Linked DNA regions of Homo sapiens: region 2 is linked to region 1. A link is a loop called in an ENCODE intact Hi-C map of the cell type or tissue named here. Cell type or tissue: chondrocyte. All regions are shown on one strand. Links, peaks and the distances in the headings refer to the core of each region. The heading gives the core; the rest is flanking DNA.

Region 1 (11,314 bases), core at 1,232-9,231:
GCCATCCCTTCAGAGGCCTAACACCTAAGTGATGCTCTTTTTCTCCCTGTGGCCCAGGCTGAGTTGGCTGTCATTCTTAAATTTGTGCTGGACCATGAGGACGGGCTAAACCTTAATGAGGACCTAGAGAACTTCCTACAGAAAGGTAAGTAGGTACACACTCCTGAGAATCCCCTCATCTCTGAAATGGGGAATACTAGGATCCTGAGTTGTCAAGTATGGTGGGGGTTTGTTTCTGTCCCCAACACAAGGCAGAGTTGATGCTCAGGAAAAGTGTGTGTAATGGAGTAGGTCGATTTCTGGGCCATGTTGTATCATCTCAGTTCCTATGGAGCTCCTCCTTGCTGCCTGGCAGCAGTTATGTAGGATATTTACAAGTGATCATACCTACTTTTGTTTTTTATTTTTTAAACAATCATTACTCTAGGCTTAGAAGCTGAGAATACAGTCTTTTTATTTTTATTTTTATTTTTTTTTGAGACAGAGTCTCTCTCTGTCGCCCAGGCTGGAGTGTAGTGGTGCGATCTCAGCTCACTGCAATCTCCACTTCCCGTGTTCAAGCAATTCTCCTGCTTAGCCTCCCGAGTAGCTGGGATTACAGGCGCATGCCACCACACCTGGCTAATTTTTGTATTTTTTGTAGAGACGGGGTTTCACCATGTTGATTAGGCTGGTCTCGAACTCCTGACATCAGGTGATCCACCTGCCTCGGCCTCCCAAAGTGTTAGGAATACAGGCATGAGCCACTGCGCCCGGCCCACAGTCTTTTAAAAAATGTTTTTCCCGTCATGTAGTGCATGTTCTAGGTGGAAAGGCAGATACATAAACCAGGAAATAATGATAAGGAATCTAAGTACGGAATATATCAATGGCCTCGGCTGGTACTACAGTAGAAAGAGTGATCGTTCTGCTGGTCTTCTGATGAAGAGGTCAGCTGGTGGATGATAGGAATGTAAGAAGGAGGTCTAGGCGAGTTCTAGCCGTTGAGTTTGATGTTCCTTGTATTCAGGTTCCTCATGAGACCTTCAGGTGGAGATGTTAGAAATGTGAGTCCAGAATTCAGGAGCAGGCTCTGGACCAGAAGATAGGTTTGCAAGTCAGCATTGGATGGCCACTGAAGCCGTGGGCACTATGGGCAGAGCCAAGAGGCCCCATCAGATCTCTGGGAGCTTAGAGGGTGGGTAGAGGAGGGAGGAGCAGATGAGGAGACTTAAGAATGGGTGATTAGAGGTAGGAGAGTCCTACAAAAGGGGTCACGGAAACCACGGAAAGAGAAGGGTTTTGAGGAGGAGGGCATTTTGGAGGTGCAAGGCTTCAGGGGGGATGAATTCCAAATGGTGGCCAATGGCTCTGATAGGAAAGGTTGTTGGGGGCTGCAAGGAGATCCTGCTCAGGGCTCCCCAAGCCGTCTCTGCAGTGTGGACTCGAGGAAAAAGCTTGAGCACTTGGTGCAGTTTCTGAGCCAGAGGACACCGTCACTCCACTGTGCTCTGAGTAATGATGCTCTGTAGAAATGGAAGCCCTGCACTTCATTTTGGTTAGAGACACGGAACTCTGGATAACCCAGGCACCAGGTTTCAGGTTCTGCCCAGTGCCTTCCTTGGTAGTTTACATATAAGTATCCATGGATATACTCCCACTAAGGCGAGTTCTCAAATTGCATAAAGGTGCAAATCTTTACACCTTCTTACTAACCTTTGTTGATTTATTTTGTCTATTTCTTACCCCCAGCTCCTGTGCCTTCTACCTGTTCTAGCACATTCCCTGAAGAGCTCTCCCCACCTAGCCACCAGGCCAAGAGGGAGATTCGCTTCCTAGAGCTACAGAAGGTTGCCTCCTCTTCCAGTGGGAACAAGTATGTTCTGGGCCTCTCCTCCTGGGATAGGGCCTCAGCATCCATCCATTCCTCACATTCCTAACTTCTAGAGTTAAGATGTTAACCAGCCTCTGGGAGTGCTTAGAGTATCCGGTAGATCTGGGATCTCCTCACCTCACCCAGTATTAACTGGGGGAAGTGGTTGGGATTTGTCATGTGCAGAAGGCCTCCCTCAAAAGCTGTTCCCTGTTTATGGAATACCCTTCTTCCTCGGAGACTACAATGAAGTCTCTTCTCTTAGCACATCTCTGCAGAGCCAAGGAGAATATATCACTTTTTTTTTTTCTGACAAAGAAATTAAGGCAGTGAGAAGAAAAGTTTTCCCAAGATCATGTCATGAGGCTTGAGGTAGCACTGCAAACAACCCAGGTGCACAGGCCTCCCAGCTGCTAGTGCGCACTTCCATAGACCCCGCTCCCTTACTGCTGCCTGTTGCTGATTGCTTCAGATCTTAGGCGCTTACCAATGCATATGGGCCTTCTCCCTCCTCAGCTTTCTCTCAGGTTCTCCAGCTTCTCCCATGGGTGATATCCTGCAGACCCCACAGTTCCAGATGAGACGGCTGAAGAAGCAGCTTGCTGATGAGAGAAGTAATAGGGATGAGCTGGAGCTGGAGCTAGCTGAGAACCGCAAGCTCCTCACCGAGAAGGGTAGGTGGCTGGCACACTGGCAGATGTGTGAATAGACTTGCCGGAAGGATGTCCCCTGGCCTCCCATGTTGTCCCCTCTGCTGGCCCCTGGAGCTGAGAGCTCAGCCCTGGGCCTGTGGTCAGGCTGACCTCCTGGAAGCTAGGTTCTGTCTTTGTCCCCATCTTCTCTTTCCCTTAGATTGGATACCATATTCCTCCTCTTCCCTATGCCGTCTCCTCCCTTCCCCTTGTGCACATAGTTCTGTGCACATAGTTCCGCTCATGCACATAGTTCTGATTCTCCTCTCCTCCTCCCTCCACTCTGGGCAGATGCACAGATAGCCATGATGCAGCAGCGCATTGACCGCCTAGCCCTGCTGAATGAGAAGCAGGCGGCCAGCCCACTGGAGCCCAAGGAGCTTGAGGAGCTGCGTGACAAGAATGAGAGGTACAGCTCTCCCTGCATTCCTTCCCAGGCCCCAGCCCCTCCCCTCACCCAGCCAGGAACCCATACTCTCTTCTCACTGCTTCCCTCCCTCGCAGCCTTACCATGCGGCTGCATGAAACCCTGAAGCAGTGCCAGGACCTGAAGACAGAGAAGAGCCAGATGGATCGCAAAATCAACCAGCTTTCGGAGGAGAATGGAGACCTTTCCTTTAAGGTGGGTGTTAAGGTGGTGTGTGCATGGAGGCCCCTCAGGGCTGAGGTGGTCTGGAAGGCTCCCCAAGAGAGGGTTGAGAAGAATGTCCCAGCACCTGTCTTATGCTTCAGTCTCTCCAGAGACCTGCATATTTTGCCCCTTTCCTTATCCCATAATTGGCGGCTTCCCGGGTACTGGGCTGTGACCCTAAATGTTGATTTGTAGTTCTGAATTAGAGGTGTGATGGCTGTGATTGGTTTGTAGAGGGTTGGCAGGATAATTGGAGGCATCCAGCCCCTGGGGTTCTGGGAGCAGACAGCAGTGGTGGGGTCAGCGTTGACTCTGGGTGATGGGGATTCTCACTTGCCCGTCTCAGCTGCGGGAGTTTGCCAGTCATCTGCAGCAGCTACAGGATGCCCTCAATGAGCTGACGGAGGAGCACAGCAAGGCCACTCAGGAGTGGCTAGAGAAGCAGGCCCAGCTGGAGAAGGAGCTCAGCGCAGCCCTGCAGGACAAGGTAACCCTCTGCTGGGGTCACAGCCACAGTCTTGACCACATGTGCAAAGCTGAGTCCAGTTTACCACTGTGCTCTTCTGGGCCTTTGGGTATTAAGTTGCTTTCTCTTCAAGGTTCAATAGTGTGCTGTAATTGAAAGATTGTGGGCTTCAGTCTAGTACACCTTTTTTTTTTAACTTATTTTTTTTTTCCCCAGTCAATGCCCTCACTTTATAGTACACCTTTCAATCCTATCTCTGCTGTTCACAAGATGTGGATCTTGGACAAGTTAATCAGTCTGTTTTTCTAAGCATCCTTTCCCTAAAATGGGAGTAGTAACGAGTAGCTGCCTCATCACCTATTATGAGAAAACGTATGTAAAGCACTTCACACATCGTGTAGTGTAAAGTAAGCTCTCAGTGAACCAGTTGTGATTGTTACTATTGGTAAGAACCCAATTTGGCCACTTACTAATAACCATGTAGCCCTTGATCAAGGCACTTAGCATCTGCTTCAGGTTCTTGCTCTGTAAGAGGAATGGTAGTAGCTGCCTCCCACATAAGCTGGGTGTGGTGATGCATGCCTGTAGTCCCAGCTACTCGGGAGGCTGAGACAGAAGAAGCTCTCGAATCTGGGAGGTGGAGGTTGCAGTAAGCCAAGATCTCGCCACTGCACTCCAGCCTAGGCGATAGAGCGAGACTCTGTCTCAAAAAAAAAAAAAAAAAAAAAAAAATTAGGGATGAACCCAGCATAGCCTATTGTAGGTGCTTAGTGAACAGTGGTGAAGAAGTGGGTTTGGGACTGGGGGTTGCTGCAGCTGCTGCCAGTGGTATTGCTGCCCAGAGGATGGTGGGCAGCTGGTGGTGATTTGGATAATCTAGGACTCAAGACTTATCTGAGGAAGGGTATACGGTAAGGAAATTTGAAGTAAACTCAGCAGCCTTGGGGAAGTAGTAAGCAGGTTACATTATGACTTTATTGTGCCTTAGAACTAGGTCTAGAGAATCAGGTCCCTCATGCTCCCAGTTCCATGGTTTCTGCTTTTTTCTAGGCCAGGGCAAAAGGAGATCTTGGTAACAAGATGATGGGCCCCATGTTTGCTGATGTTTATGAGGGCTTGTGTGGTAATCTGGTGCCTGTTCCCCCTCTCTGTTCACATGGGTCTCATTTACTCCCAGAAATGCCTTGAAGAGAAGAACGAAATCCTTCAGGGAAAACTTTCACAGCTGGAAGAACACTTGTCCCAGCTGCAGGATAACCCACCCCAGGAGAAGGGCGAGGTGCTGGGTGATGTCTTGCAGGTAGGAATGCACAGAAAGACCTGTGTGCTGCTGGTTGGTGTGGACTCACATTCAGTACATTTGGGTTCCTGGTGTTCCTCCATTTCCAGAGGAGTCTTGATGACTGAGGAGTCATGCTGATCCCAGTTTGTCTCTTTATACCACCAGCTGGAAACCTTGAAGCAAGAGGCAGCCACTCTTGCTGCAAACAACACACAGCTCCAAGCCAGGGTAGAGATGCTGGAGACTGAGCGAGGCCAGCAGGAAGCCAAGCTGCTTGCTGAGCGGGGCCACTTCGAAGAAGAAAAGCAGCAGCTGTCTAGCCTGATCACTGACCTGCAGAGCTCCATCTCCAACCTCAGCCAGGCCAAGGAAGAGCTGGAGCAGGCCTCCCAGGCTCATGGGGCCCGGTTGACTGCCCAGGTGGCCTCTCTGACCTCTGAGCTCACCACACTCAATGCCACCATCCAGCAACAGGATCAAGAACTGGCTGGCCTGAAGCAGCAGGCCAAAGAGAAGCAGGCCCAGCTAGCACAGACCCTCCAACAGCAAGAACAGGCCTCCCAGGGCCTCCGCCACCAGGTGGAGCAGCTAAGCAGTAGCCTGAAGCAGAAGGAGCAGCAGTTGAAGGAGGTAGCGGAGAAGCAGGAGGCAACTAGGCAGGACCATGCCCAGCAACTGGCCACTGCTGCAGAGGAGCGAGAGGCCTCCTTAAGGGAGCGGGATGCGGCTCTCAAGCAGCTGGAGGCACTGGAGAAGGAGAAGGCTGCCAAGCTGGAGATTCTGCAGCAGCAACTTCAGGTGGCTAATGAAGCCCGGGACAGTGCCCAGACCTCAGTGACACAGGCCCAGCGGGAGAAGGCAGAGCTGAGCCGGAAGGTGGAGGAACTCCAGGCCTGTGTTGAGACAGCCCGCCAGGAACAGCATGAGGCCCAGGCCCAGGTTGCAGAGCTAGAGTTGCAGCTGCGGTCTGAGCAGCAAAAAGCAACTGAGAAAGAAAGGGTGGCCCAGGAGAAGGACCAGCTCCAGGAGCAGCTCCAGGCCCTCAAAGAGTCCTTGAAGGTCACCAAGGGCAGCCTTGAAGAGGAGAAGCGCAGGGCTGCAGATGCCCTGGAAGAGCAGCAGCGTTGTATCTCTGAGCTGAAGGCAGAGACCCGAAGCCTGGTGGAGCAGCATAAGCGGGAACGAAAGGAGCTGGAAGAAGAGAGGGCTGGGCGCAAGGGGCTGGAGGCTCGATTACAGCAGCTTGGGGAGGCCCATCAGGCTGAGACTGAAGTCCTGCGGCGGGAGCTGGCAGAGGCCATGGCTGCCCAGCACACAGCTGAGAGTGAGTGTGAGCAGCTCGTCAAAGAAGTAGCTGCCTGGCGTGAGCGGTATGAGGATAGCCAGCAAGAGGAGGCACAGTATGGCGCCATGTTCCAGGAACAGCTGATGACTTTGAAGGAGGAATGTGAGAAGGCCCGCCAGGAGCTGCAGGAGGCAAAGGAGAAGGTGGCAGGCATAGAATCCCACAGCGAGCTCCAGATAAGCCGGCAGCAGAACGAACTAGCTGAGCTCCATGCCAACCTGGCCAGAGCACTCCAGCAGGTCCAAGAGAAGGAAGTCAGGGCCCAGAAGCTTGCAGATGACCTCTCCACTCTGCAGGAAAAGATGGCTGCCACCAGCAAAGAGGTGGCCCGCTTGGAGACCTTGGTGCGCAAGGCAGGTGAGCAGCAGGAAACAGCCTCCCGGGAGTTAGTCAAGGAGCCTGCGAGGGCAGGAGACAGACAGCCCGAGTGGCTGGAAGAGCAACAGGGACGCCAGTTCTGCAGCACACAGGCAGCGCTGCAGGCTATGGAGCGGGAGGCAGAGCAGATGGGCAATGAGCTGGAACGGCTGCGGGCCGCGCTGATGGAGAGCCAGGGGCAGCAGCAGGAGGAGCGTGGGCAGCAGGAAAGGGAGGTGGCGCGGCTGACCCAGGAGCGGGGCCGTGCCCAGGCTGACCTTGCCCTGGAGAAGGCGGCCAGAGCAGAGCTTGAGATGCGGCTGCAGAACGCCCTCAACGAGCAGCGTGTGGAGTTCGCTACCCTGCAAGAGGCACTGGCTCATGCCCTGACGGAAAAGGAAGGCAAGGACCAGGAGTTGGCCAAGCTTCGTGGTCTGGAGGCAGCCCAGATAAAAGAGCTGGAGGAACTTCGGCAAACCGTGAAGCAACTGAAGGAACAGCTGGCTAAGAAAGAAAAGGAGCACGCATCTGGCTCAGGAGCCCAATCTGAGGCTGCTGGCAGGACAGAGCCAACAGGCCCCAAGCTGGAGGCACTGCGGGCAGAGGTGAGCAAGCTGGAACAGCAATGCCAGAAGCAGCAGGAGCAGGCTGACAGCCTGGAACGCAGCCTCGAGGCTGAGCGGGCCTCCCGGGCTGAGCGGGACAGTGCTCTGGAGACTCTGCAGGGCCAGTTAGAGGAGAAGGCCCAGGAGCTAGGGCACAGTCAGAGTGCCTTAGCCTCGGCCCAACGGGAGTTGGCTGCCTTCCGCACCAAGGTACAAGACCACAGCAAGGCTGAAGATGAGTGGAAGGCCCAGGTGGCCCGGGGCCGGCAAGAGGCTGAGAGGAAAAATAGCCTCATCAGCAGCTTGGAGGAGGAGGTGTCCATCCTGAATCGCCAGGTCCTGGAGAAGGAGGGGGAGAGCAAGGAGTTGAAGCGGCTGGTGATGGCCGAGTCAGAGAAGAGCCAGAAGCTGGAGGAGAGGCTGCGCCTGCTGCAGGCAGAGACAGCCAGCAACAGTGCCAGAGCTGCAGAACGCAGCTCTGCTCTGCGGGAGGAGGTGCAGAGCCTCCGGGAGGAGGCTGAGAAACAGCGGGTGGCTTCAGAGAACCTGCGGCAGGAGCTGACCTCACAGGCTGAGCGTGCGGAGGAGCTGGGCCAAGAATTGAAGGCGTGGCAGGAGAAGTTCTTCCAGAAAGAGCAGGCCCTCTCCACCCTGCAGCTCGAGCACACCAGCACACAGGCCCTGGTGAGTGAGCTGCTGCCAGCTAAGCACCTCTGCCAGCAGCTGCAGGCCGAGCAGGCCGCTGCCGAGAAACGCCACCGTGAGGAGCTGGAGCAGAGCAAGCAGGCCGCTGGGGGACTGCGGGCAGAGCTGCTGCGGGCCCAGCGGGAGCTTGGGGAGCTGATTCCTCTGCGGCAGAAGGTGGCAGAGCAGGAGCGAACAGCTCAGCAGCTGCGGGCAGAGAAGGCCAGCTATGCAGAGCAGCTGAGCATGCTGAAGAAGGCGCATGGCCTGCTGGCAGAGGAGAACCGGGGGCTGGGTGAGCGGGCCAACCTTGGCCGGCAGTTTCTGGAAGTGGAGTTGGACCAGGCCCGGGAGAAGTATGTCCAAGAGTTGGCAGCCGTACGTGCTGATGCTGAGACCCGTCTGGCTGAGGTGCAGCGAGAAGCACAGAGCACTGCCCGGGAGCTGGAGGTGATGACTGCCAAGTATGAGGGTGCCAAGGTCAAGGTCCTGGAGGAGAGGCAGCGGTTCCAGGAAGAGAGGCAGAAACTCACTGCCCAGGTAAGGTACTCAGCCCAACCACCCTCCCAAAGATCAGGAGCTGAGAGCGCGGGGACATCGATCCTCTGTGTCCAGGGCCTCTAGCTCCTACACTGGAGTGTCTTGCCTTTCCTCATTCACTGGGTGGCAGAAAAGGAGAGGTGGCTGGTGGAGTTCAAGTCTGTTGCCCCTGTCATCCTAAAGAAAATGTCAGTGGCCTCCCCTCCCCTGAAGGCTCTGTCACTAGAGAGTCAAGTTGTGATGACCACCAGCCTGTTCAGAGGCACACCTGCACTGGATGCCTCAGGAGCCACTGGGGATTAGAATCAGCCTAACTGGCATTTTTAAACTTACTGTCAATCTAGCTCCTTAGGGGAAAGTATCAGAGCCTCAGTGAGGTCAGCCTGGCAGCAGGGCTGGTGCTTCTTTGGCCTCATCTCACTCTGTCTCTGTTGCTCCTCCCCCATGTACAGGTGGAGCAGCTAGAGGTATTTCAGAGAGAGCAAACTAAGCAGGTAATGCCTGAGGTCCTCGCTAAATGCTGGCTGCTTAAACGGTGACCAGTCTTGGTGCATGAGCCCGGCTGCAGCTTGCCTCCGCCAGCTCCTGTTGTGAACTGTTTGTGAAGGGGGCAGGGTCAAGCCATGGAATCCAGGCCCAGGCTGCCCAGGAGTGTGGTGTGCTGGGCTCTCTCAGGCCTCATCCCACCCATCCCAGGTCGGCCTCTCCACCCTTCTGCACCTTCTCTCATTTGCCTATCAGGGACAAGGGGTAGCACTGGCTTCATCTTTCCCACCCTGAACCAATGACAGACACAATCCTTGGGATTCGAGAACTTCCCAAGTACTGTGTCTAGTTAAGGATACCCGACTAAGAGGAACAGCAGAATTACCGTGTCGGCCTTGTTTAACATGGTGTCCCTTTTTCCCAGAGTACAGCTTTATGGAAGCCTTGAAGGTGATATGCGAGGCAGCCCCCACAGGTTAGGGAGGATTGTGGGCTTAGGACACTTGCCCATCACTTTCTGGGGCTCTAACCCCGAGCACAGCATAGAGATGTCTGTAGCAGGAAGACCGAGGGTGAAGGAGCAGGAGGGGTCTATACCAGATGGGGGCGGGGGAGTGGGGGTCACATGGTCTGGCTGCCTCTTTCTCATGGGAATCATCTCTGTGTTGCCTGAGACATCGAGGCTATAGAGCTGGTGTTTCTGAGACATCGAGGCTATAGAGCACCCTTTCTCCATCACTCTCCTACCCAGCCACCCCAGGGCTGCTGAAAAATTGGGCCCTCCTCTAAGGAGCCTGTGATAGTGGGGGACAATCAAAGTGAATAGCAAACAGTTAGCAATGGAGCCCTTGCCTCTCCCCTGTGCTGCCTGGTCATGCTTGAACTCCCAGAATGCTTGGAGCAGCCAAGGGTGCATGGGGCTGTTATGTTCTCTCTTTTCCCCTACTCCCTGTGCTCTTCCTCTTTGTAGGAGTGGGGTGGGCTTTGGAGTACATGTGCTGCCCCTGCTCTTGTCTTCCAGCAATCTGTTCCCCAATGCTAACCACAGCAGCCATGCTGCTAGCACCAGCCCTAACGGCCTGTGGATGTTGGGAAGAGGTCTGAGCATCTGTGGGCTTGGGCTTTGGCAGTTTCTGGGAGGGAGGCATGGGAATTCATTGAGTATGTCTACTAGAATTACAGACTAGGTCCTGGGAAGGTTGCGGCTGCAGAGTGTGGCGGCAGCAAGGTGGTGGTGAGGTGTCGGCTCCCCAGAGTCAATTCTCCTGATTTTGGAGGTGACGGGGGTTGGGCAGGCCTCTGTCTCTGCAGGCTCAGGGTAGACGCAAGAACAGTTGGCCCTGGCAACATCTATGTGTTAGGTTGCCTCATTCAGGCCCTGCCAAGCAGCCTGGGCAGCAGGCTGTTCCGTAATTGGAGGCCAGAGAAAGGGCCTGAGTTTATTCTAGGAACACTGGGGATCCTGGTCTGGGAAACCCCATGATGGGTGGACATCCAGGATGAACATCCAGGGGAAGTCCTCCTGAGTCTTCTGTCCTCCTCTTCCCTCCCCAGGTGGAAGAACTGAGTAAGAAACTGGCTGACTCTGACCAAGCCAGCAAGGTGCAGCAGCAGAAGCTGAAGGTGGGGCAGCTGGGGGAATGGGTCTGGCCTCTGGACAAGGGAGGGAAGCTATTCTCTAAGCTCTGGGGCCGTGGGGGGTGTCGGGGCAGAAGAGGGGCACCCTGCATTCCAGGTAGCCCTCCTAGGAAGCCTGTGGCTTAGAAGCCCCTGCATGTGTCTTCTGGGAGCTCTCGAGAGACAACCAGGGTGGTTCCCATCTCTCAACTGTCACTGTCCACTTCAGCAGCTACTAGTCACGTGTGGTTATTGAAATTTATTAAAGTAAATCCAGTTCTTCAATCACACTAGCTACACTGTGCCCCTGTTCAGTAGCTACATGTGGTTAGTGGCTGCTGTATTGGACAGCGCAGATACAGAACATTCCACCATTGCATAAAGTTCTTTTGGACAATGTAAGTCTAGATAGTCTGGGCAGGGAAAGAACGAGAGTGTCACCAGTGTTGAATATTACAGTGCAGTTTAATAACATTCTTAATGCTTTCAACTGTGTCACCTTCTTTGGTTTAATACTTGCTTTTTGCAGTTCTAGGCTTCACAGCCTTCAGTCAGGGGCAAAGGAATTGGGCACCAGTGGCATTGGGACTCACTAAAGCCCTGGTGGCTCCTAGGAGTTGTTGGGAGCTCAGAGCTTCATTTCTCCTGCTCACCTTCATACCATGGTGCCACAGCATGTCTTGATTGCAATAAACAAATGTTTATTCTACTCCTTGTGGGGCCTGTCCTATGTTAGGAGAGGCAAAGGGGGGATGCT
Region 2 (11,314 bases), core at 1,385-9,384, 150 kb after region 1:
ACTGATCTGATAGATATGAAAAACTCTCTATGAGAATTTAATCATACAATCACAGGTATTAACAGCAAAATAGGCCATGCTGATGCAGACGTATGTTTATTGCAGCACTATTCGCAATAGCAAGACTTGGAACCAACCCAAATGCCCATCAGTGATAGATTGGATTAAGAAAATGTGGCACACATACACCATGGAATATTATGCAGCCATAAGAAAAGGATGATTCCATGTCCTTTGTAGGGACATGGATGAAGCTGGAAACCATCATTCTCAGCAAACTATCCCGAGGACAGAAAACCAAACACCACATGTTCTCACTCATAGGTGGGAATTGAACAATGAGATCACTTGGACACAGGAAGGGGAACATCACACACTGATGCCTGTCATGGGGTAGTGGGAGCGGGGAGGGATAGCATTAGGAGATATACCTAGTGTAAATTACGAGTTAATGGGTGCAGCACACCAGCATGGCACATGTATACATATGTAACAAACCTGCGCATTGTGCACATGTACCCTAGAACTTAAAGTATAATAATAATAAAAAAATAGACCATGCTGAGGGAAGAATCTCAGAAATAGAAGACTTGTTCAGTTAGACAAAAATAAAGAAAAAAGAATTCAAAAAGATGAACAAACCTCTGAGAAATATGGAATTATGTAAAGCGACCAGATATATGACTCACTGGCATCCCTGAAAGAGCAGGAGAGAAAGCAAACAACTTGGGAAACATATTTGAGGATATCTTCCATAAAAATTTCCCCAACCTCACTAGAGAGGTTGATTCAAATTTAGGAAATGCAGAGAACCCCTGCAAGATACTACACAAGACAACCATCCCCTAGACATATGTCATCAGATTCTCCAAGGTCGACATGAAAGAAAAAGTATTAAAGGCAGCTAGAGAAAAGGAGCAGGTAACCCACAAAGGGAATCCCATTAGGCTAACAGTGGACTGTTAAGCTGCAACTCTATAAGCCAGAGGAGATTGTGGGCCTACATTCAGCATTCTTAAAGACAAGAAATCCCAACCAAGAATTTTATATCCATCTAAACTAAACTTTATAAGCAAAGGAGAAATAAAATCCTTTTCAGACAAGCAAATGCTAAGGAAATTTGTTACCATCAGACATGCCTTAAGGGCAGAGGTCCTTAAGGGAGTGCTAAATATGGAAAAGAAAGAGTACCAGCCACCACAAAACACAATTAATTACATAGATATTGACACTATAGAGCAACACACAATGAAGTCTGCATAATAACCAGCTAACAACACAATAACAGGATCAACTCCACACATAGCAATATTAACCTTGAACATAAATGGACTAAATGCCCTACTTAAAAGGCACAAAGTGGCAAGTTGGATAAAGAAGCAAGCCCCAACTGTATGCTGTCTTCAGTGTCATTGCATGTAAGCCCATCACTCATAGGCTCAAAGTAAAGGCTCAAAGAAAGATCTGCCAAGCAAATGGGAAACAAAAAAGCAGGGGTTGCCATTCTAATTTCTGACAAAACAGACTTTAAGCCAACAAAGATAGAAATAGACAAAGAAGGGCATTACATAATGGTAAAGGGTTCAATTCAACAAGAAGACTTAGCTATCTTAAATATATATGAACCCAAGACAAGTGTGCGCAAATTCATAAAACAGGTTATTAGGGACCTACAAAAAGACTTAGATAACCACACAGTAGTAGTGGGAGACTTCAACACCTCACTGACAGCATTCGACAGATCATTGAGAGAGAAAACTAACAAAGATATTTAGGCCCTAACTCAACACTTGACCAAATGGACCTAAAAGACATCTACAGAACAGTCCACCCAACAACAGAATACACATTCTTCTCATCTGCACATGGTACACACTCTAAAATCAACCATGTGATTGGCCATAAAACAATATTCAGCAAATTCAAAAAACTTGAAATTATACCAACCACACTCTCTGACCACATCCCAATAAAAATAGAAATAAATATTAGGAAAATCACTAAAAACCATACAATTACATGGAAATTAAACAACCTGCTCCTGAATGACTTTTGGGAATGACTTTTGAGGCTGCATCTGGAACCACATGTAAGCAGGGCTGCAGCAGGGTCCACAGGCAGATGGCGGTGTTTCTGTGTTCATGGCCAGGACTATGACTGGTGAGCCTACTCCCAGGGGCATGGGCCTGCCTTCTCAAAGCAGTTTTCCTTGGTCTTGGGCTCTAGTGGGTTGTCATGACCTCCTGACTGGGTCCTGATGTTCCCACAAAGACATTTTATCCATGGATGGTTGCCAAATCACTGTTCTGTGGGTGGATGAAGGCTGGGGACCTTCTACTTAGCCATCTTACAGATGTTCTGTTTCATTTGTTCTTTGATTTCTTTTTCTTCTTTTTTTCAAGTAGTTGGGTCATTGTGATTATTCAATTTTTTTTGTTATTAAACTGTTGTGTTATTTAACAGTTGCTTTAGTGTTCATAGTATTGCTCTTTAACCCATCACAGTCTATCATTGGGTGTCATACTACTTTACATCTAATATAAAAACCTTTCAAGGTTATATGAGTTATGGTTCTTACAGCAGCAAAAATATTTTATTTTGTATTTTGAATATGGAAATTGCAATCTTTTTCTAGTGATAGTAAAATCCATTTTACTTGGACTATTTTCAAGTATTTTTGTGACTTGCCATTTATTTGGAAACTCTATTGTCTCGATCATATCAAATTTTCCAGAAAGATAGAAAGAACAAAACAAACTTCTAAATGTACAACTGGCAAAGGTCTGAGAGTATCTCAAGCTTTCATGTTATATAGTATTGCCTTTGTCTTTTTTTTTTTTTAGATGGAGTCTTGCTCTGTCGCCCAGGCTCGAGTACAGTGGCGCAATCTCGGCTCACTGCAACCTCTCCCTCCTGGGTTTAAGTGATTCTCCTGCCTCAGCTTCCTGAGTAGCTGGGATTACAGGCACCCACCACCATGCCTGGCTAATTTTTGTATTTTTAGTAGAGACGGGGTTTTGCCATGTTGGCCAGGCTGGTCTTGAACTCCTGACCTCGGCCTCCCAAAGTGTTGGGATTACAGGTGTGAGCCACTGTGTCCAGCCTGCCTTTGCCTTTATATAACAATAAAATTAACTCCTTTGGGGTTTATCAACTATGCCTTCATAAATTAGTATCAATATAATATGTTCCATGCACAGAATCATATCATTGTATACAGTAAACATGGCCTTCTCCAGAAGATATAGTCAAGTACTCCAACAGATTGCATGTAATTCACCCAGTCTTATTATCAAAAGGCACAGACAGCCTTTCCCCAGAAATCTTTTAAATGTCCTAAAACGTGGATTTCTGCACCTCTGGATGAGATATCAGAGCAACATTGCCCTAAAATCTCAATGGTTAAGATATGGTCAGGTATTTATAACAACAAGCACAGCAGTAAAAAAAAAAAAAAGGGGTTATCTCTAGATCTATATCTTTCAGATAAAGAGACATAATTCATCTTTGGATTGTCAGAAGACTTTTCTGATCTATTATTTTATACGTGAAGCTGTCTTTCTTTTTGAAAGTTTACAGGCAAAGTCTCTACTTGAGTGAATTTTCTAACTCCTATTTACTTTCAACTTTAACTGATAATTTCTTTACTATAGTGGTTTTCAACTAGGGACAATGTTGCCCTCAGAGAACTTTTAGTAATGTGTAGAGATTTTTATTTGTTTGTTTATTTACTTATTTTTTGCTCACAGGTGGGAGAAATGTTTTAGAGGCAAGAGAGGCTGCTAAACATCCTACAATATAAAGGAAACATCCCCACAGCAAAAAAAAAAAACTGTTCTTCTCAAAATGTTGACAGTGCTGGAGATCAGACACATTGCTCTACTTTATATTTTATTGTCTGTCCCTGAACTTCTTTATTAAATGGCCAATATTGTATGGTAAAATCGAGAGTATCATCAGAAAGAAAATTAAGAAAAACAATCAGAATTAGAAATTAGAGGCTCCTCTGCCTATGGAATAGCCATTCTTTTATTCCTTTGCTTTCTTAATAAACTTTGTCTCACTTAAAAATAAAAAGAAATTAGATTTTCTGGACTGATTCTTTTTGTTCCTTATCTTTTTCATTTCCCTTAGCTGTTTTTTCTTCTTGCTCAGAGATAAAAAACGTTATGTCCAGGCGCGGTGGCTCACGCCTGTAATCCCAGCACTTTGGGAGGGCGAGGTGGGCGGATCACGAGGTCAGGAGATCGAGACAATCCTGGCTAACACGGTGAAACCCCGTCTCTACTAAAAATACAAAAAATTAGCCAGGCGTGGTGGCGGGCGCTTGTAGTCCCAGCTACTTAGGAGGCTGAGGCAGGAGAATGGCGGGAACCCGGGAGGAGGAACTTGCAGTGAGCTGAGATCGCGCCACTGCACTCCAGCCTGGGTGACGGAGCGAGACTCCATCTCGAAAAAAAAAAAAAAATGTTCTTTTTGCTTCAGTGAGTTGAGATGTTATATTAATTCAATGTCAAGTCTCTGAAGAAACTTTCACTAATTCACTAAGACGGATAATAAGGAATGAGTGATTTTTTTTTTTTTGCTTACATTTAATAGAAAAATTTGTACTTAACAAGGGGAAGATAATTTCATTTCAGGCAGTAATTCATTTGGATTCTAATGTCTTTGTGCTTTAACATAGAGATTGAAGAGATTCAATCTTTGAACTTCAATTTATGCCTAGAAATTTTATAAGAACACTTGTTTATATTCAAATGTGGGAAATTTTTCTTTTTTAGCATTTTAATATAGGAGGTTATTTATGACTTTTAAAGTCTCTTAATGTCATTTAATTATCAAAGAATCTCTAATGTGCTACACTGGATAATGTAGTGGCACATAACTTAAGATGACAAAGAAGAGAAGATGTAAATTTTCAGCTATGTGTAAAATGTATATGGTAAAAATTGTATTAGTGTATTATTCTGAGATTAGCTTAGAATCTGATCTCAGAGTAATATGCCGTTCATGAGGGATTCTGAGAAGATATAGAAAAAGTAATGACTAGTATTGAAGAAACAGATCCATGAAGATGAGATTAGCGTTATTTTAATAGACTCCTGACATCTCTGCATAGGGAGATAACCCATCCTCCCCTGATTCATTGACCATAAGCTTTGTGGTTAAAAAAATACAAACTCTTGAATTTTGTTTGTGAGGTAATTTGGCCTCATTCTAGATGTTTTCCATCTTTGTGACACTCATGCCATGTCATACTCCTGGTATCCTCCCTGCCCTTTAATTTTCTTGGCCCCAGGAAATGGAGTTATCTGATGGAGAGTTTGGAAAGAACTAACCAGGCATGCTGAGTTAGCAAGTCTTCAGCTCTACAGCTCCTCCTAGTGAGCCTACTTGTAGAAAGCAGGTCTTCTTTTCTACTTCTCTAGGGGCAGGGGGCAGTAGAGGGGAGACCTGCTTCAAGTGCTGGAATGACTGGAATGGTCATGCGCCTAATTCTCAGGTGCAATGTTAGCAAGGTCACATGATTAGCAGGCTTTAACCCATATTATCTAAGTAGGTCTCTATTAGTAATGAAAATGATATTTGTTCAGAACTGGATGAGGAAGCAGACTGACATTGCACTTCAAATAATCAAACACTGCCTACTGATACTTCATATTCTTATTGTTCTACATATTTAACATTTTTATCTTTTTTTCTTAGAAACATATTTTTTATAAGTACCTATAGGGTATGCGATTCTTCTGTTATTTATTTTATTCTTATAGTTCTTAAGAGGCTTGCATGTGCATCAAGAAGAAATGCTCCAGGAGGCAGTCAGTACACGTGGGATTAGGACAACATTTATTTCCAGTCAAGGAAGAATAAGAAATTGGGTTAAACAGGAGTGCAAAATTTATCCATCCATTCTGGAGTTCAAAGGACTTAACGTTTGCTCCCACCTAAGGAGATTTTCCTTTGGGAACCGGAGTTGGATAGGGCTCAAGTATCCACCACCTTCTACATTTTTTTCCTTCATTACATATACCAATGGTATCATCTAGTGTGCTGCATAGTTTGTCTCTGCACACCCCTTTCAAAGCAATACACTGTTTTTGTCCTGGAATAACGCCAGTCTTTCCTACACAGGAAGAGATTTAAGAACATCATTAATTCACTATTGAAAATATACATAAAACAATAAACCCCCAGAAGAATGGCTTTGGGAGAGGAAAGAAAACATTGTCTATATGAAAGGATCAGACTCGTAGACAGAAATAGTGCCTTTTTATGGGAAGGGAGCTAAGATTGTAGATTATATACACCCTGGAGGAAATAAGCCAATTTCTAAAATTCTTTAAAGGGACTGTCCTCCCCTAGTGCAGTACATTTTGAAATGTGTGGGACCATTTGTTCTTGCCACCATGCCTAGGGAAGGTGTCTTTGGTATTTAGCAGATAGCACAGCATTGCTAAATTTTTCACCTAAGGAATTGTCTTGCACCAAACACCAACAATGCCACCACTAAGAAACAGTTTCAAAGGAAGTATGTGTCCCTCCAAATTCCCATCTGTGCATACATCATCCCTATCAAATGGTTCATGTTCATATCTTCATCTCCTTTCATAGAAAGCCTATCAATCCTTTAGATTTTATCTAAACTAATTTCCTCATTTCAGGACTATGCAAGAAATACCTTTCCTATGTTGCTCAATACCTCATAGATAGATGGAGGAATGGATAGATAGATAGATAGATAGATAGATAGATAGATAGATAGACAGACAGACACCTGGAGAGAATTACTCACAGAGCTAAAAGGTATTTTCCCTTAAGTGTATCCACATGTTCTCTTAATTCATCTGGTTGTTGAGAAGCATATGGCTAAGGGTGTGGTCTAATTCAGTAGTTTTCTCTATGCTTACTATCCTTTCTCTTGCCTTCTCAGCACAACCATAGTTTATTTTTCCTACTGTATATCACTGCAGATGTTACATAAGAAAAACACTTTTGCTGATGTTCATTAACAGACATTAGTTCCTGAACCATCCTGTTAACACACCTGGATCTTATTTTGTTTTTACTGTCCTCTAATATACTACCTCTGGCTTCTTTGCTTCTGTAGATGAGTAACTGTTTGGTGGCCTTTTCAGCTCTCAATCTTTTTGTTGTTTTTTGTTATTGTTTTGTATTTAAACTAGGCTATCATTATTGTTTCTCTATTCTGTAGAAATAAATCCATAGCCAGAAAAACCAATGCAGCCTTTTGGAACTGAGTGCTCATAACCTATGCAAGATTGTCTTCCACTCTTGTTAGAAGCTTCAACCTAGTGCAGTCTGGTATTATACTCTACTATCAGACTAGCAGTTTATAAACTCAGGGTTTCTGTGCACCAAGAGAATATCATGATGGGGGAGTTGGGTAATATCTTGTAATATTCTCTCTTTTTTCCAAGACTATTGTGGAAGAGAAAGTGGCTGCCTTTCAGAGAGAGACCTGAAGTCTCCCCAGCCAGTTGTGGAAGGCGCTGGTTCAACTGCATTGTCTACACAGAACACAGGCTTCATGCTGAGAAGCATAGCAGACCTGTTGCTAGCTGTTGGTCTTTTCCCTGATAACTTCATCCATACATTTAACATCTGGCAACATTGTCAGACTTTTTAAATGAAGCTAAAATCGGGGGTTATTAGTACTGGGAAAGATATAGTAAGAGGCAGAGTATGGCATCAAGGAGGCCTATGCATGTGAACTTAGAGGCATCCCATGCAAAATGAGGTGGAATGTGAATCTTCAGCTGAAGCCAAAAGAGTGAACTTCCTCTCAGTAGGATGCGTAACCCACTATACTGTAGAGTTCAGCCTACTGACACAGCATGTAGCCTAAGATAGTGCCAATTCCTCTATTTGGGAGCTGTCCCTTGCTTCACTCAAAAGGAGTGGAACAATTCATCCTACCAGTGATGTGCTTCTTGCTACATGGGAAGCTTAATTTAAAGAGGTATGCTTTGAGCATGAAGCCAAAGAGTTATAATCTCCCTTTTTACCGATGACTGTGACATATCATCATGCCAAGGGCACTAGTTTAAGTCAAAAAGATAAGATTAAATTACTTAATTCATATTCAGATTCATATTCCTCATTCATGAGGAAGAAAATTTCTTCCCAGATATTCACATTTATTTTCAGACTTATTGACAGAAGTATATACATATAGAGCAAAAGAAGAGAGGCACTCTCTAATACACTTTAGAGTTTATTTGACATTAATATGTTATAATGGTTATATCACATGGCAGTTGAGGAAAGGATGCATATTTAATAAGTGCCTTTGGAAAAAGAAACAATTTAGATGTTCACTTCATATTATATCACAACATTAATTTCCGTGGATGCAGTGAGAAGGACTTAGAATCACACTGGAAAAGACCCTTAATAGCGCATTCATCTACTTTCTAAAAGGATATAACTTTCTTAGCATTAGAACTCATTGAGTCAGTAACTTTAAAGTTTTTTTTTGGGTGATGTAGAGGATTTAAATGGAACAGGCTCTTCCTGGAACTTTATCAGTCAAAAAATAGAAGCGCAGTTTCCTTTTCTCTACATAATGTGAGTTCAAGCTGTCTTCTGCTCCTGTCCAATGTCATGTATTTAGATATTATGTTATTCTTCACAGTCAGTGTAAGAAGAATGCTATAATTTTCTTAATTCTCAGAGAGCTAATGCAGCAATCCAAGATTTATGCCATTCTAACCTCTTTAGACTCATATTCGCAGCATTTATATGTATGTTTGTGTATACATATAAATCTATATGAACTATTCCAATTTTTATAGGATACCATGGATTCTTTTTTGAATAAATATAAGGATATATAAAAAATATATTCAAGTAACTATAACTAAATATTCATCAGACATTAAGCTGATAAACTAATATTTCAGACTACGTAATTACTTTGGAGACATTTTTTCATGAAAACAATAATTTTTTTTACTTAATTGGATTTTTTGGGGGTAAAAATGTCTTTAACAAAACTCTTCATGATCTAGCCACTCAATTTTTCTTAAAAGAAATTTTATGAGATAAAAGTTACATAGGAGTTATAAAATTTCTAAGATTATCAGAATGCTTCTAGACACCTGATAAATTCTACATGCCCGGCAGTCACAGCAGAGATTAAGATCAGAATTTTTGGAGTGCAGTATTATTAAATTGTATAGACAGCTCAGCAATTAACTATTTAGTACTAAGAGACCATACAAAACTGATAATGAAAATCCTATTTTTCGACCTGAGTGTTCTGAGTCCCACTTCATAATGTGTCCAAGAACATCTCAATATGCACAAGTAAGGCATTTTGACCTTTACGTATGGTTTTAATATCCTCTGATCACAAGAAACCTGGCTATTCAAAAGTGATTCCCTCCTGTGCAGAATTATAGGACCTTCATTTAATGCTTCTTCCTGGTATAACTGATTTGGAAGGAACAAAGAAGGGCTGATATTTCTATTCCTCCAGGAAGATGTCACGGCTTGAAAGGCAGGCCTCTGAAGGATTCTTCTCGTATCTGTGGGGAGATTAACTCAGCTTTCAACCTCAAATAACCTCTTGTTCTTCATCGTTTATTTTATTGTGGTAATAACACTTAAAGTGAGATCTACCTTCTTAAGAACTTTTTAAGTGTTATAGATATAGTATTGTACAGTTGATATTTAGAGCTTATTCATCTAATAAAACTGAAAACTTTTACTCATTAAATAGCAACTCCCTATTTCCTCCTCCCTCCCCAGTCCCTGGAAACCACTATTCTGCTACTTGTTTCCATGAGTTTGACTATTTTAGGTACCTCATATAAGTGCAATCATGCAGTATTTGTCTTCTGTGACTGGCTTACGTCATTTAGCATAATGTCCTCCAGGTTCATCCAAGTTGTCACATATAGCAGAAAACCTCCTTAGTTTCCTCAATATATAACTAGAAGATTTTGAGAAAAAAGTCTGACAGAAATCAGAGTTATCATTTTTGTATGCATATCTACACCTATGGATTGATTAAAAACAACATTGACCCAGATTAAAGAGATTTGCTTTTAGCTGCAATGTTGCTACTACCTATGTGATCTGAGTAAAATCACATTCTTTATCTGTACATGGGTTTTATTATCTAAAATAAAAACAACTGCCACTAAATTTTATTTTAATTTGAAATTATTACCATCACATAATTTCACATCAGATGTCACTACAAGTGTATCTGACCTTAATTGTATCTTCTGACTAAAGCTGAGAACCAAATGAGAATTGCATAAGCTCCTTCAGAAGGAGACAATCATATGTGAGGTGAATCTCAACATGTCCACAGATTAGGTAAAGATCAAACAATTGAGTAGCTTTGATTTCACTTAAAAGAATCTCAGAACTGGAACAAAACAAGAGTGCCCTCTCTCACCATCCTACTCAACATAGTACTGGAAATATGAGCCAGAGCAATCAGCCTTTTGAAGTAAAAGGCATCCAAATAGGAAAAGAAGAAATCAAATTACCTCTTTTTGTAGATGATATTATTCTACACTTAAGAAACCCTAAAGATTCTTTCAAAGCCTCCTGGACCTGATAGACAACTTTAGTAAAGATTCAGGATGCAAAATCAATGTACAAGATCAGTAGCCTTTCTATATACCAATAATATTCAACCCGAGAGCCAAGTCAAGAATGCAATCCCATTTACAATAGCCACACAAAAAATTAAATACCCATGAATACATTTAACCAAGGAGGTGAAAGATCTCTACAAATGACACTACAAATCACTACTGAAAGAAATCACAGATGGCACAAATAGAAAAATATTCCCTGCTGTGGATTGGAAGAATGAATATTGTGAAAATGGCCATACTGCACAAAGCAATTTATAGATTCAGTGCTATTCCTATAAAACTACCAATGACATTTTTCACAGAATAGAAAAAACTATTCTAAAATTCATACGAAACCATAAAAGAACTCAGACAACCAAAATAATCCTAAGCAAAAGGAACAACACTGGAGGCATCATCCTACTTGACTTCAAATTATACTATAAGGCTACAGTAACTAAAGCGGCATGGGACTGGTACAAAAGCAGACACATGAACCACTGGAACAGAATAGAGAACCCAGAAATAAAGCTGCACATTTATAACCATCTGCTCTTTGACACAGTTGACAAAAATAAGCAACAAGAAAAGGACTCCCTGTTCAATAAATTGTGCTGGGATAGCTGGCCAGCCATAAGCAGAAGAATAAAACTGGATGCCTATCTTTCACCATATACAAAAAATTAACTCATGAT

What was found. Peaks named below come from ENCODE experiments on the same cell type or tissue, not always from the same donor. Only the 100,000 strongest peaks of a DNase experiment are listed, where the experiment ranks them.
Region 2: it touches region 1 in a loop (9-fold over the local background); 2 of 110 quality-filtered maps call a loop at or near these places.

The regions. Positions count from the first base shown.
Region 1 is chr11:72,010,035-72,021,348 of GRCh38, reverse strand. It overlaps NUMA1 (nuclear mitotic apparatus protein 1), which reads left to right. Exons shown (of 27, transcript NM_006185.4): 8 at 58-145; 9 at 1,732-1,855; 10 at 2,369-2,526; 11 at 2,836-2,953; 12 at 3,049-3,166; 13 at 3,522-3,662; 14 at 4,819-4,941; 15 at 5,089-8,454; 16 at 8,907-8,948; 17 at 10,495-10,563. NUMA1-AS1 (NUMA1 antisense RNA 1) reads right to left here and starts at 7,058. Exons shown (of 4, transcript NR_104178.2): 1 at 4,462-7,058; 2 at 3,055-3,990; 3 at 2,340-2,454; 4 at 430-1,023. RefSeq lists enhancers at 2,301-3,500, 5,657-6,404. In chondrocyte, for the core only: CTCF peaks have their summits at 5,310 and 5,509 (motif pointing right); no DNase peak of the experiment used is centred there.
Region 2 is chr11:71,858,290-71,869,603 of GRCh38, reverse strand. All of the region lies in intron 6 of XNDC1N-ZNF705EP-ALG1L9P (XNDC1N-ZNF705EP-ALG1L9P readthrough), which reads left to right. It also overlaps the pseudogene DEFB130C and a transcript of XNDC1N not described here. Among named protein-coding and RNA genes, the nearest start is that of DEFB131B, 15 kb to the left of the region's middle. RefSeq lists a silencer at 7,754-7,954. In chondrocyte, for the core only: CTCF peaks have their summits at 5,214 and 5,425; no DNase peak of the experiment used is centred there.